3 separate regions of the Homo sapiens genome follow, and regions 2 and 3 are each linked to region 1. Evidence: chromatin contacts called from ENCODE Hi-C data. All regions are on one chromosome and are shown on one strand. Each heading gives the region's core, a stretch centred on a gene start or an enhancer-like site at or near the end of the contact. The rest is flanking DNA. Distances are from core to core; before and after follow the strand shown.

Region 1 (3,962 bases), core at 639-3,138:
CTTTGTCCATGGTGTTCCTTCTGACTAGAATGTGTCCCCCAACCCCTTTGCCTGGTGAGACCCTCCTCTTCCTTTGAGACCCATCAGAAGGCTTGTCTCTTCTTGGAAGCTTCTCACCCCACTCCAGTGCTGCATCCCTAGTTTCTGTGCATCCCCTGCAACCTGTGCATCACTTTTTCAAACATCGCTCCTCAAGTAGCATTGTGCATGCTGTTTTCTTGCCTTTCTCACTCACACAAATGGGAGTTTCCTGGGGGCCCTTTGTCATCACCACCTGCCTGACTGGATACACTAACACTCAGCCTACCTGCCACCTACTTGGAACCTTACAGGTGTTTCTTTGATTAATTAATTAATTCATGTTTTCTCCTCTTCTGGTCAGTTCTTCCACTTTACCTGTGCTTGTTTGGATATGCAGAGCTCTAGCTGGCGAGAGTGTCCTTCTGGCTAGATTGTCTCACCAAAAAGAGAATGGGTTTTCCCCATCCGGGTGTCTCTTAATTTTTTCTTCCACTCGTGTTTGGACAAAATTATTTATTGACTGGAAGGACCACATGGCAACTCTTCATGGCTTTGAGGCCCCTTAATGAGTGTCCAAGGGAGATTCTCTCTCACTTCCAAGTTCATGGCAGACATTTACCTACCCAGTCAGCTTGAACTGAGCTCATAGAAGTTTTATTTCTGGCTTTTGCGGATCATTTTTTATGCTGTTCCTCTCACCTGAAGCTCCCTTTCTATCTCTCCCTAGTTGGATAATAGTACACATATTAAATGTGTACCTTGTACCAAGTATGCTGAGACCTGCTTATAACTAATTTTGCTTGATCTTCATGAATAGTGTTTTGAAATAGCATTTTTCTATCCCTGCAGATAGGAAAACTAGAAAACAAAGAATAAGTAACTTCCCCAAGCTCACATGACTTGTAAGTGGCAGAGCTGGGATTTGAACCCAAGCCCCTCTGAAGCTAAAGCCTGTAGAGTACATGCTCCCTTCCTCCACATCACACTGCCCCTGCTTGTTCACACTCAATGTGAGAATCCACTTCTCAAGTTTGTCTTGCTTATTCCAACCTGTTTTGCAATGAATCTCTTTCAACAGCTCTATAGTTCCTGGCACTCACTTGGCATCCATCATTTTCTATGTTGTCATGTTTGGTATCTTTTCATGTATGTAATGTGCATCTCTTCTTAGGAGTAAGACCAGAACTTTTCTGCTCTGCAGTTTTCTCCCTGTGAGGGATGGTGAAACTTGGTGGCTAAGAGCATGGTTTATACAGACAGACTTCTTAGGTTTATATTCTGGCTCTCCTCTGTACTTGCTGTATCAGCTAGGGCTGATGTCTTCACTTTTTTATGATTCCATTTCTACCTCTGTACAATAAGGCAAATATGAATACTTACCTCAGAGTGTTGTTGTGAAGATGGAATGAATTAATGGCCATAAAGCACTTACAGCTGTGTCTGGTACATAGTGACCACTCACTAATGGTCACTTATAATTCCTTCACAACCTGTAAGGGTCCTTTCCACCCAGGTGATGTCCCTATGTCTCAACTGAATGACTGGTTAGGGATATCTTTCCATGGGCTACTGTGGCTGCAGATAATTGCATTCTTATTTGAGAGTTATGTTAACTAGTGTGGGCTTTTATTTGCTTCTCTCTTTCTATCAATGAGTCCTGCTGCTTCAACCCTGGGTTAACTGAAATTTGAAACCTTTTTCTACTCAAATTCCTTTGATGCTGAAATTCCTCTGCGGTCACAGCTAAGCACTTTGTGTGGTAACCTTCTCTTCTGTCCTCAGGCCTGCTGAGATCATCTGCTCAGCAGCATGTCTGACACCTGTTGCCACCTCACCCAGCCACTTCCTTGGTGACCTGGCAATGCCCAGAGGGGCCCTGCCAGCTTGGAGCCCTGTGGCAATGCTGTTTGATTCAGCAAACTGATAGCCTTCTGACATCCTTTCTTCATTTTAGCAGCCAAATCACATGCACCTTAATATTTATCAATAGCTAAGCAACACCGGAAGGAAGTGAGACAGAGCCTCTGGGCTAGTCACTATCTCTGATTTTACAGAATGGTTAAGCCAGGTGTAAAATATCTCACAATAACATGCCCTGTTGTCCTGAGGATTCAATTCCACCGAGATATAATTACCATATGAGGAAGTGAGAAATAGGGTTTCTTTCTAATACACAGAAAATAGAAAATAAGATGCTTTTCTTGGCCACTGTTATCAGTTTCCTGTTAAGGTTCTGCTTTGTTTAAAACAGTCCTGTTTTGCTTAAAAACAAACTCTAAGGAATTTTTCTAAAACATGACTCAACCTAACTAGGTATATATACTGTACTTTAAAGTGAACATATTTGAAATAATTGTGAGTGACAAAGAGACGGAAAAACATAGATTTTGAAACTAGCATTATTCTAATGATTTTTATCCCAGTGGTTTATTTGGAAATGAATTTCCATTCACAACATCTTCATTTGTCTTCTAATTTTCATGCAATTTGAAAGGGTTAGTTTCCTTACCCACAGGATCATCCTGGTCAAATCTCAAAAGATTGGCTAGGGCATTCTGATTTTACAGGCAAATTTATATTTTGCCGTTTCAGGAAATAATTCCTTCATGGTTATCTTTTATAAAGAGCTTATTTGTATAATATATACACATAGTATATATCAAATAAAAGATCTGGTGTTATAAACATAAGAATAAGCAATTTCCCTTTTGTGATAGGAATATGAAATTCCTTCTGGTAGAGGACGTTTAAGAGCATGTCCAAAGAATGGCTAATCAATGAATTCTCTCATTTTGTAAGGAGACACTTAGATGCATTTCTGAAAAAAACAAAACAAAACAAAACAAAACAAAAAACACTTTGGGCTTTCTCTGTATTCTTCAAGCATTTCTAAACATTTATTGACATATGCAGTAGAGAAAAACTGGTATCAGGAGGAAGGCAGTAAGTAGCCAGCAGTCACAAGGTACAAAGAATAAAATGCATGCAAACATGTACAGTATTCACTTTCAGGAGTTAATCTACATTTTATTTAATTTTTTTTTTTTTTTTTGACAGCGTTTCACTCTTGTTGCCCAGGCTGGAGTGCAGTGGTGCGATCTCAGCTCACTGCAACATCTGCCTCCCGGGTTCAAGCAATTCTCCGGCCTCAGCCTCCCAAATAGCTGGGATTACAGGCATATGCCACCATGCCTGGCTAATTTTTTTGAATTTTTAGTAGAGACGGGTTTTTGCCATGTTGGTCAGGCTGGTCTCAAACTCCTGACCACAGGTGATCTGCCTGCCTCGGCTGCCCAAAGTGCTGGAATTACAGGCGTGAGCCACCATGCCTGGTCCCTTTTAAAATATTTTAACACTGAGACCATATTACTGATGTACTACTTCTTTCTAAAAGTAATTAGAATAAATGTACACCCTCTTCTTTAAACTTTGCATTTTTCAAATTTCCAAAAACAAAAACTAATTATAAGTAAATCCATAAGCAAAACGCTGTTAATTACCACTTCCAAAATCTGGAAGCGGTGACTTGCTTTACTAAGACAAGAAACTTTAGACAGGTGAATACTTTTAACAAGGAACACACTTAACTTTGTCTAATTGAGCAAATTACAAATCAGAGCTAGTAGCTTGTTAATTATAAGAATATCTCCATTACTTGAATACGTGTACTAGTCATGGTAGGCAAAATAATACTCCAATAACGGACGACCCCACTGTGGATCTGAGAACCCCGCAGGCCAGCAGTCTCCATGTGATTGCCAAAAGCAATGCCGCCATATAAACCACAGGTGTCTACCTTCACCATGACAGAAGAAAGGGTTAGAGATTCCAGAAGTCACAATTAAATGCTTCCACCCCGAAAAGTGGATCATATTTCATTTTCCAAAGCAATGCAACTTTGTTAACCTCAAAGAGGCAGGGAAGTACAATTTTCCTGTGGG
Region 2 (3,962 bases), core at 967-3,466, 1.8 Mb before region 1:
AGAAAAAGGATTAAGTTAACAATCAAAGAGATAGAGATGCGTCCAAATCTATCCCCATTCATTCGGTGCCGGGTTCACCATGCTACAATTTCAAGTACACTAACATGGGAGGGGGTCAGAAAATATGCCATTTGCAATCAGGAGAAAAAAATGGGAAGTTTCACTACAGCATTGTTCTTTTCAGTCTGGCTCAAACATTCCCATCGCTATGGCTGAAAAAGATCTGGACAGGGGAAAAAGAACATTTTAGGGGAGGGGGAACAGGAGACACTTTTAAACTAAGGTATTTGAGAAAACTCTCAGGATCTGTCAGAGAAAGGAAGGCTGTGCAGCTCTAAATCACAAGTCCTTCTCTCGCCTTTGTCAAATATATTCTACTTTACAAGCCCTGAAAAGAAAGAGACTCTTTTGTTTGGTTTCTCCTTTTCGGAGGGTGACAGAAAACTGAAAGGGGCACAAAAAAACCTGAAAATGAGAACAAAGTGCTGGGTCGTGCCGGGCTGCCGCGCCGCGGGGACGCGGGAGCGGCCGCCGAGCCCTCTGCCTCGCGCTCCTGCAGCCCGCTCGCCCCTTTGGCTGCGAGCGGCAAATCCGCAACTGCCGACCGCGGCTCGCCCGGGGCACCACGACCTGACCACACAGCGCAAACAAAACTCGGGCGGCGGGGCACAAGGGCTGCGCCGCGGCCCGCACAGGGGTGTCTGGAGGCAGCTTCAGAGAAAAGGGAAGCGCTAGCAGCTCCTCCTCAGGCTCGCGCCCTTTAATTAGTAAGCGTCCTACGGGCGAGATGTCCCTCCGGAGACGGAGTCCGGTCCGCCGCCACCTCTCCTCTGCGCCGCTTGGAGACTGAGGAGGCGCAAAGAAAACGACATTTAAACCCCGGGCGGCCAGTGGAGCTCGCCCGGGCCAGACGCCACAGCGACCCGGGAGCGCCGCGGCCGCTCGCCCGTCGGAGCCCTGGGAGGAGCGGCGGCCGAGCGGCTTTAAGTGTATTCCCCTCCCCTCAAATCGCGTGGGGCGGGGGCCAGAAAGAAAAAGGAGCGAGCGACAGGCAGTGGGAGAGGGGGGGAGCGCCGAGCGGCCGGGCCGCGGCCGGCATTGTCTGCGGCCCGCGCCCCCTCCCCCGCCCCGCACAGCCCCGCCACACACACCCTCGCCGGAGGCCGGCCGTCCGCCCGCGCCTTTGTCCACATCCACCCCCGAAACCGGCGAACAGCCCTCCAGGATGTGCTCCCCGGAGGAGGGCGGGTAGGGGAGCGCGGGCCGGGGGCGCGGAGCCCACGGAGGGGCGCGTCCTGCTGATTCATTTCCCACTCGCGCTGGCCCGTCCGGGGCGACGGGGGGCAGGGAAGGGAGGGAGGAAATGGGCGCTCCGCTCAGGAGGACCGTCCGGGCCAGTGAGGACACCCGCAGGGGTGCGGGCGCGCGCGGAACTAGGGGCTGTCCGCAGGAGAAAGGCGGGCACCCCCCCCCCACCCAGGGACTGACGGACGGACAGACGGCTCGCGGCTGCCCCGTGACTCACCGACTTGCAGGACGTTGTCTACGCAGCCGCTTTCCAACAGCGCGATGCCCCGGCGGAAAGGCAGCCGCGTCTCGTCGCCGCCGTCCGCCGCCCCGGCAGCCCCCACCGACGGGGCCCCGGCCCCCGCGGCGGCGGCGGCGGCGGCGGCGGCGGCGGCAGCGGCGGCGGCGGCCGAGGTTGCGGCCGCCGAGGTTGCGGCCGGGGAAGACGAGGAGCCGCCGCCGCCGCCGCCGCCCGCGCCGCCGCCGCCACCGCTGTCGTCGCCGGGGCCGCCCGCGGCGCCGCCGCCGGTGTTGAAGGACGAGTACATGCAGATCTCCCGCTCGCTGCGGGGGAAGGACCAATAGACTATGCGGCGCTGCACCGGCTCCGGGATGCGCTCAAAGCGCTCCTCCACGCGCTGGAACGGCCACTTCTCCGCCACCCTGCGCGCCGCGATGTCCAGCAGCGACTCGGGGCTCTGGGTCTTGCCCGGCGGCAGCAACCCCAGCGCCGCGCCGCCCCCGCACGCCGCCGCCGCCGCCGCGCCACCCGCCCGCGGGCCTGGCCGACAGGCAGAGCTGTAGCCGCCACCCGCGCCGCCGCCGCCGCCGCTGCTGCCCCCGCCGCCGCCGCCGCCGCCCGGCCGGCAGCAAAGCCGTTTCGCGGGAGGAGGCTGCTGTCCGCGCTCCGCCATGACCGCGCCGCTTCTAACCCGACAGCGGAAGTGCCGGGACCCTATAAACGGCACTAGGAAGCGCGACACGCACACGCCGTCGCGACGCCACGATGCCATCTAGGGCCCGCCGCTCCTTGTATGGGCACAAGAGGTGGGGCCTCCGCTGTGACGCAGAAGCTGGGGCGGGGCTCTGATAGGGGGAACCTAGGGCCGGGGGCGGGGCCTATGCAAATCGCTGGGCTGAAACATAAATAGAGCGCTTGGCGGACACGGGGGTGGCGGGGGCGGGCCGTTTTGGTGCCCGGTGGGTTGTGAGAATGTCAGGCTGCTGTGACGCGGGGGAGGGCGGGGTCAGGCGGGGTTCCCGTGGGAGGGGGCGGGCCGCCGGGCCGGGCCTGAGGTGGGTGGGTCTCTGCGCCCCCTGCCTACCCCACTTCCCCCTCCAGTTCTCAGCTTCTCTTTGAAGTCCGAGAAGTGAGGATGCGCCTCGTGGGTCGCAGCGGGGGAGGAAAGGGGAGAAGAGGGGGTGAGCGAAGGGGAGGGTTCTGAGCTAAATGGAGGGCGGGGCCCACGGGCCGATGCCCCACCCCCCCCGTCCCCCTGCCCTTCGGGGGAAAAGCCTCTGGGCGGAGGAGGCGCTTTCAAAACAAAGAAATGCGGCATGGACCCCGGGGGACGCGGGTGGAGAGGAAGGCGGAGGAGGCGCGGCCAAACCCGAGCGCCTGCCAGCTTCCCCTCCAGCCGGTCCAGGGGAGCTCTCCCCACCACCCGCCGAAGCTGCAGCGGGGAAGGGGGAGGATGGCTGCGTTCGGCGGCGGCTTTCCACTTCACTTTTGCAGACCTGGTGTGGAAGGAGCGCGCCCGCTCTGCTAACCCCGCGTGGCTGCAGTGCGCCCATCCCCGAGCCCCGCGTCCGTTCTGTCTCGGCTGCAGGGCTGTGCCCGAAAACACGCAGAGCGCTCGGAACGTGCCCAGCAGCCGCGCGACCCGCGTCCGGTGCCGGCTGCCACCGTCCCGCCCTCGCTGCCTCAGCCCCTCGGGCCAGGAAACCGACCCGCCCGCTAGAAGTCGAGGAGCTCCGGCCGCCCTTGTCGCCCCCGCGGCCGCGCGGACAAGGCCCCGCTCCAGGCCGGGGTTTCTCCAGCTCGGGGTGGAACGCAGCCCGGGCTGTGGGGTTAGCAGACACACCTTTGTGAGTACACACGCCGCAGGGCGCGCGCAAGCCCCACGGGCTCGCGCACACATCGCCCAGCAGGCGGCAGACGGCGTGCCAGGCGGCGGACGGCGGCTTCGGGCGCACTTGGGTCTGCGGCCCGGCTCCCACCCCGGCACCCGGGTGCGCGGCGCCCGGCTGCGCGGAGTCCAGGCGCTCGGGACGCGCGCCGCGCTCTCAGTCGCCTTGGCGGCGCCCGCAGGGCCAGTCCCCTCGGGTCCGGGCAGTGTAGGGGTGGACCAGGGAGAGCGAGTGCAGAGTGCAGCTCGCTGGTGCCTGGACGCGGGCGAAGGCGGAGAAGCGAGTCCCTCTCTGAACCTGGAGCCCTGCGGACATTGTTCGCGCTCCACAGAGCTCGGTCAAATCTGCTTCCAAGCCGCAGACTTAATTACCGCGTCGGAGACAGGCTTCCTCCCAGCCCCACCTTCTGTTTTTACTGTAAACAGTGGTGCTGATCCGCTCCCATTGTTGGAGATAAACTGTATCTCCTTTGACACTTTCGCATCTTTTAAGGTTATTGGCTGCTCCCCACCCGCCTGCCTTGCAGCCTGGATTTAAAGGGATAG
Region 3 (3,962 bases), core at 822-3,321, 1.0 Mb before region 1:
GCCAGTCATAAGATTTACTAAAAGTATTCCTTATGGGAAATAAAGGGGTGGGTGAAATAAAGGGAAGAGCTCTGGCTAGTTATCTGCAGCATGAACATGTCTTTAAGGCACAGATCGCTCATGCTATTGTTTGTGGTTTAAGAATGCCTTAAGCGGTTTTCCGCCCTGGGTGGGCCAGGTGTTCCTTGCCCTCATTCCTGTAAACGGACAACCTTCCAGCATGGGCATCAAGGCCATCACGAGCATGTCACAGTGCTGCAGAGATTTTGTTTATGGCCAGTTTTGGGGCCTGTTCCCAACGAGGGCACAAGCTTTTTTTGTTATTGAAATGGCTCTTGGGTTTACAAAGGTAAAAATCCAATTTAAAACCGTGGCTTTAAATAATAATATTTTGAAGTTATGGAAATACTTTTACTTTTCAATATAGAGTTTCCCCCAATCAAATTTTGAGGACTAACATGGCATTGCTACGGTACAAGGAGATATCCTGTATTTGATCTAAACTAATTCTTATAATTTATTTGAAAATATGCTATATTCTTTCACTACTAATCCTTTTGCCTCAGATAAAATACCCAGGAGCTGATATGGATATCACTTTATCTGCTCCATCATTTTGCCGTCAAATTAGTCCAGAGGAATTTGAATATCAAAGATCATATGGCTCTCAGGAACCTCTGGCAGCCTTGTTGGAGGAAGTCATAACAGATGCCAAACTCTCCAACAAAGAGAAAAAGAAGAAACTGAAGCAGGTAAAAGGATATTCTTTATAAGCCATTTTTTCTCCTCCCTACTGTTTTTATGTTTTTTTTTTTATTTTAATAGGCTTCATGTAAATCTCATCTTCTGAGCCATAGCAGTTTTCTAAGTATATTAGTTCATACATTCTAGAAGTCTCACTGATTTACACACTTGTGGTCAGTATCCTAGATCTTTATTCTTCAGTGTAAATCTGTTACCATTGCCAAACTCTTCATTTTTGGAGCTATTCTCTAATATTTGTCCTTTGTTTTGGTATGTGGCATGATGTGAATTAGCAGAGCATCTGCTTTAATCTCAGAGAAGCTATCAGTGAGGGTGGATTTCTTTTCATGTTTTCAAAAGGCAAATCAGATGGAATTCACAGGTGTAAAATGTTTAGAGTTTAAAAGCCGTTGGTTTTAGATAGCCACTATCAAATTAGTTTCTTGCCTCAGGTATCAGTACAAGTTTTTAGTTCCTCTTATGTTAGGGAACACAGCTTAGGGTTCCAGCGAATCGTTTTTAACTCACAATATGTTACTTTTGACTATTCATAAAGGTTGATCCATGATCAGGTGAGTGGTTTTTGTTTTTAAAGACTGAACTCTACATAGTTGGATTCAGGGAACACCGTACATGTGGGATTACACACAGAGCACCAGAGTTCTGGGCTTCTGATCATATTATTCTCAGAGTAATTTTGGAGGAGAGTTTAGTGGTAAAGATCAACAGAAAGTATACTGCCTCTCTTTTAAGCTTTTCACAAAGTAATATACACCAGAATATTCCCTCTTCCATTTGAGCAGAAGCTGGTGGGGCTGAGTTGGAGAAACAGAGAAATGATGAAATGTAATTGGGCCAAAATTTTATTTAACTGTGTAGAACAGAAGTTATTTTGAAGTCAGAGTTACTTGTGAATATATAAAAAGTGAGGTCTATTTATAGTTGGCAGTGGGGGGAATTTTCAGAAACATGATTAAAAGGGGAACTTATTTGAAGCTTAGATCAAAGGAAAGATGGATTAGCTCTATAGAAATTGGAATGAAATGTTTTAACAAAAATAAACAAAAACAGGAAAATACAGGCTCAGAAACTCTTAAAATTTGGCTGCCAAATTTTATTGGCTTTTATGTGTCTTTTTTTACTCTTCTTGGACCATTCATTTTTTTAGTTTCAGAAATCCTATCCTGAAGTCTATCAAGAACGATTTCCTACACCAGAAAGTGCAGCACTTCTGTTTCCTGAAAAACCCAAACCGAAACCACAGCTGCTAATGTGGGCACTAAAGAAGCCTTTCCAACCATTTCAAAGAACTAGAAGTTTTCGAATGTAATAATACTTCCACAGCAACAGGTGCTAGAGACCACTGTTGTTGTTTTGAGTGAATGGTGGTTAGGAGAAAGACTTTGGTGGTGGAAGAAAGAAAAGCATAAAACAAAGACTACTGAAATATAGATAAAGATTGCCTTAGTTTTTAAAAATGTTTGGCCATTAGTATTTTTATAAAACTCAATGCTAGTTTTAAAGTGTATAAATTGGTTAAAATTTATGAGTCAAATATATAGTGATAATGTTAACATGTTTGTAATTGCTACAGAATTTAAGGGTATTTTTATCTCTGTGCTTTCTTTTTCATGGTGTTTATTAAATAATTGTGTATATACATCCTAGCTACTGATATCTTTATTATAGCCTTAAGACTTAATTTTAAGTCTTAAAAATAGCGTGTATACTTGAATAAGAAAGACACTGGGTACTGTTACTGTGATGCTATTGACTTAGTAGCCAATTATCATTTCTCCTGTATAAATTCCAGTTTTTATTGCTGCACATAAATTTTTTAATGTCTTATATTGTGATAGCTATGTCTTTTATTGCAGATTTATTGGATGTTATGACAGATTTTACTAAAGCTAGTGTTTTTATAACATATATATTAGTTGATGTTTACCTATAAGTGGAGTAGATTTTCATCTGCCTGCAATGGTATAATTTCAGTCTTAGCTAAAAATGGAAAGTTGAACTGGATAAATTCTTTGGGTACCCTTAGACCTCTGATTCTAAGTCAAATGCAAATGGGTTAAATAAAATGAGACTACTTCCTTTATAAATATATTTTCATCCTTTTGAAAGTAAGTGAAATGTAAATAAACTTATTTTTTTTAAAAATGCCATACCTCGTGTTTCTTTTTTGGCATTTATTTAGATCAGTTAGAGAGCATCCTCAAATGCCTTTGCCAATGGTCTTCATCAGTCATTTATTTCTATGAGAAAATGAAAAGTAAGATTTGGGCTTTTGTACTGACTGGTCTTTAGGTGAGCACTTTGCCAATTTTTTAGCATTGCTTTGTCCTTTTGTAAAATTGTGGTGCACTTGGATTATGGAGCATCTGAAAGTCTTCCTCTGAGCGCAATTACCCAGAAAGCTGAGAGCAACACCCACTAATTGGCTTACAGTACTCCTTGGACTGATTTTTCCTTGCACTTAAGATTTGCTCCTGTTCTCTTGTAGCAAAATACCTCCTACATCTGATGCAGATTTTGCTTTTAAAAATGGACCAAAGTATTCCTATTGGTTTGGGTACCACCTTACATTCCAAATACATAATGTAATGGGAGATTTTTAGTGTTTCAGGATTCATTCTCAGACTTTGGCATTCTGTTTAGAGCCAAGAATAATTCTTCTTTCTGCTCTATTTTCACTCCGAGGTAGAGTTTATTTTTCAGAATCTCTTTTCCTGTTGCTTGTCTTTGGAAGTATATGTGGTTGTTTTCTTTCCTTTTTTTTTTAAGATTACTTTTTTAAAAAAATATAACATATTTATGGAGAGATCATAAAACATAAGCACCAATTAAGTGTGAAATTGATGAATAGATAATAGCAGTTATCCAAAGTGGTTGTCCCAATTAACGCTCCCATTAACAGTGTATGAGAACTCCTTTTGTTTAATATCCTCACCGAAACTTGCTATCGTCAGAGTTTGAAATGTTGTCAATGTGGTGGTTATTAATAGTGTCTGATTATGGTTTTATTTTGCATTTCCATGATTATTAATATGGCTGAACATTTTTTTCCATTTTTTTGACTTTTTCGTCTTTGTACAAATTTTGGTATCAGATTGTCAAGCCTGCATACACACACACACACATGCAGAGACACACACTCACCCTGTTGAGTTTTTTTTTTTAATTTTGATTGTATTATATGTATAAATCAATTT

The links. Hi-C counts contacts between places; a loop is a spot of excess contacts on that map. Pooled maps may share reads with other maps.
Region 2: a loop to region 1 is called in a pooled map, with 14 times the contacts of the local background. The contact joins the promoter of ZSWIM6 here to the enhancer-like site in region 1. A Hi-C loop is called at or near these places in 2 of 37 single-sample maps with no recorded cell type and 3 of 50 pooled maps.
Region 3: a map with no recorded cell type shows a loop between it and region 1 (21-fold over the local background). The contact joins two enhancer-like sites. A Hi-C loop is called at or near these places in 2 of 37 single-sample maps with no recorded cell type and 4 of 50 pooled maps.

Annotation. Positions count from the first base shown.
Region 1 is chr5:59,561,042-59,565,003 of GRCh38, reverse strand. The region is part of intron 1 of PDE4D (phosphodiesterase 4D); the gene reads left to right. LOC107986347 (a long non-coding RNA gene) reads left to right here. Exons shown (of 2, transcript XR_001742409.2): 1 at 1-3,962. Among named protein-coding and RNA genes, the nearest start is that of MIR582, 140 kb to the left of the region's middle. RefSeq lists an enhancer at 1,456-2,106. Within about 2 kb of position 1,888, at least 11 of the 41 ENCODE cell types and tissues checked have a DNase peak (open chromatin) inside an H3K27ac peak, as active enhancers do.
Region 2 is chr5:61,330,512-61,334,473 of GRCh38, reverse strand. ZSWIM6 (zinc finger SWIM-type containing 6) reads right to left here and starts at 2,216. Exons shown (of 14, transcript NM_020928.2): 1 at 1,526-2,216. The coding sequence starts at 2,201. LOC105378994 (a long non-coding RNA gene) reads left to right here and starts at 2,258. Exons shown (of 2, transcript XR_007058781.1): 1 at 2,258-2,334. RefSeq lists silencers at 1,322-1,431, 2,212-2,351, 2,462-2,861, 3,072-3,141, 3,172-3,751 and 2 more and an enhancer at 3,556-3,962.
Region 3 is chr5:60,595,865-60,599,826 of GRCh38, reverse strand. DEPDC1B (DEP domain containing 1B) reads left to right here. Exons shown (of 11, transcript NM_018369.3): 10 at 567-752; 11 at 1,913-2,915. The coding sequence ends at 2,074. Among named protein-coding and RNA genes, the nearest start is that of DEPDC1B, 100 kb to the left of the region's middle. Within about 2 kb of position 2,071, at least 3 of the 41 ENCODE cell types and tissues checked have a DNase peak (open chromatin) inside an H3K27ac peak, as active enhancers do.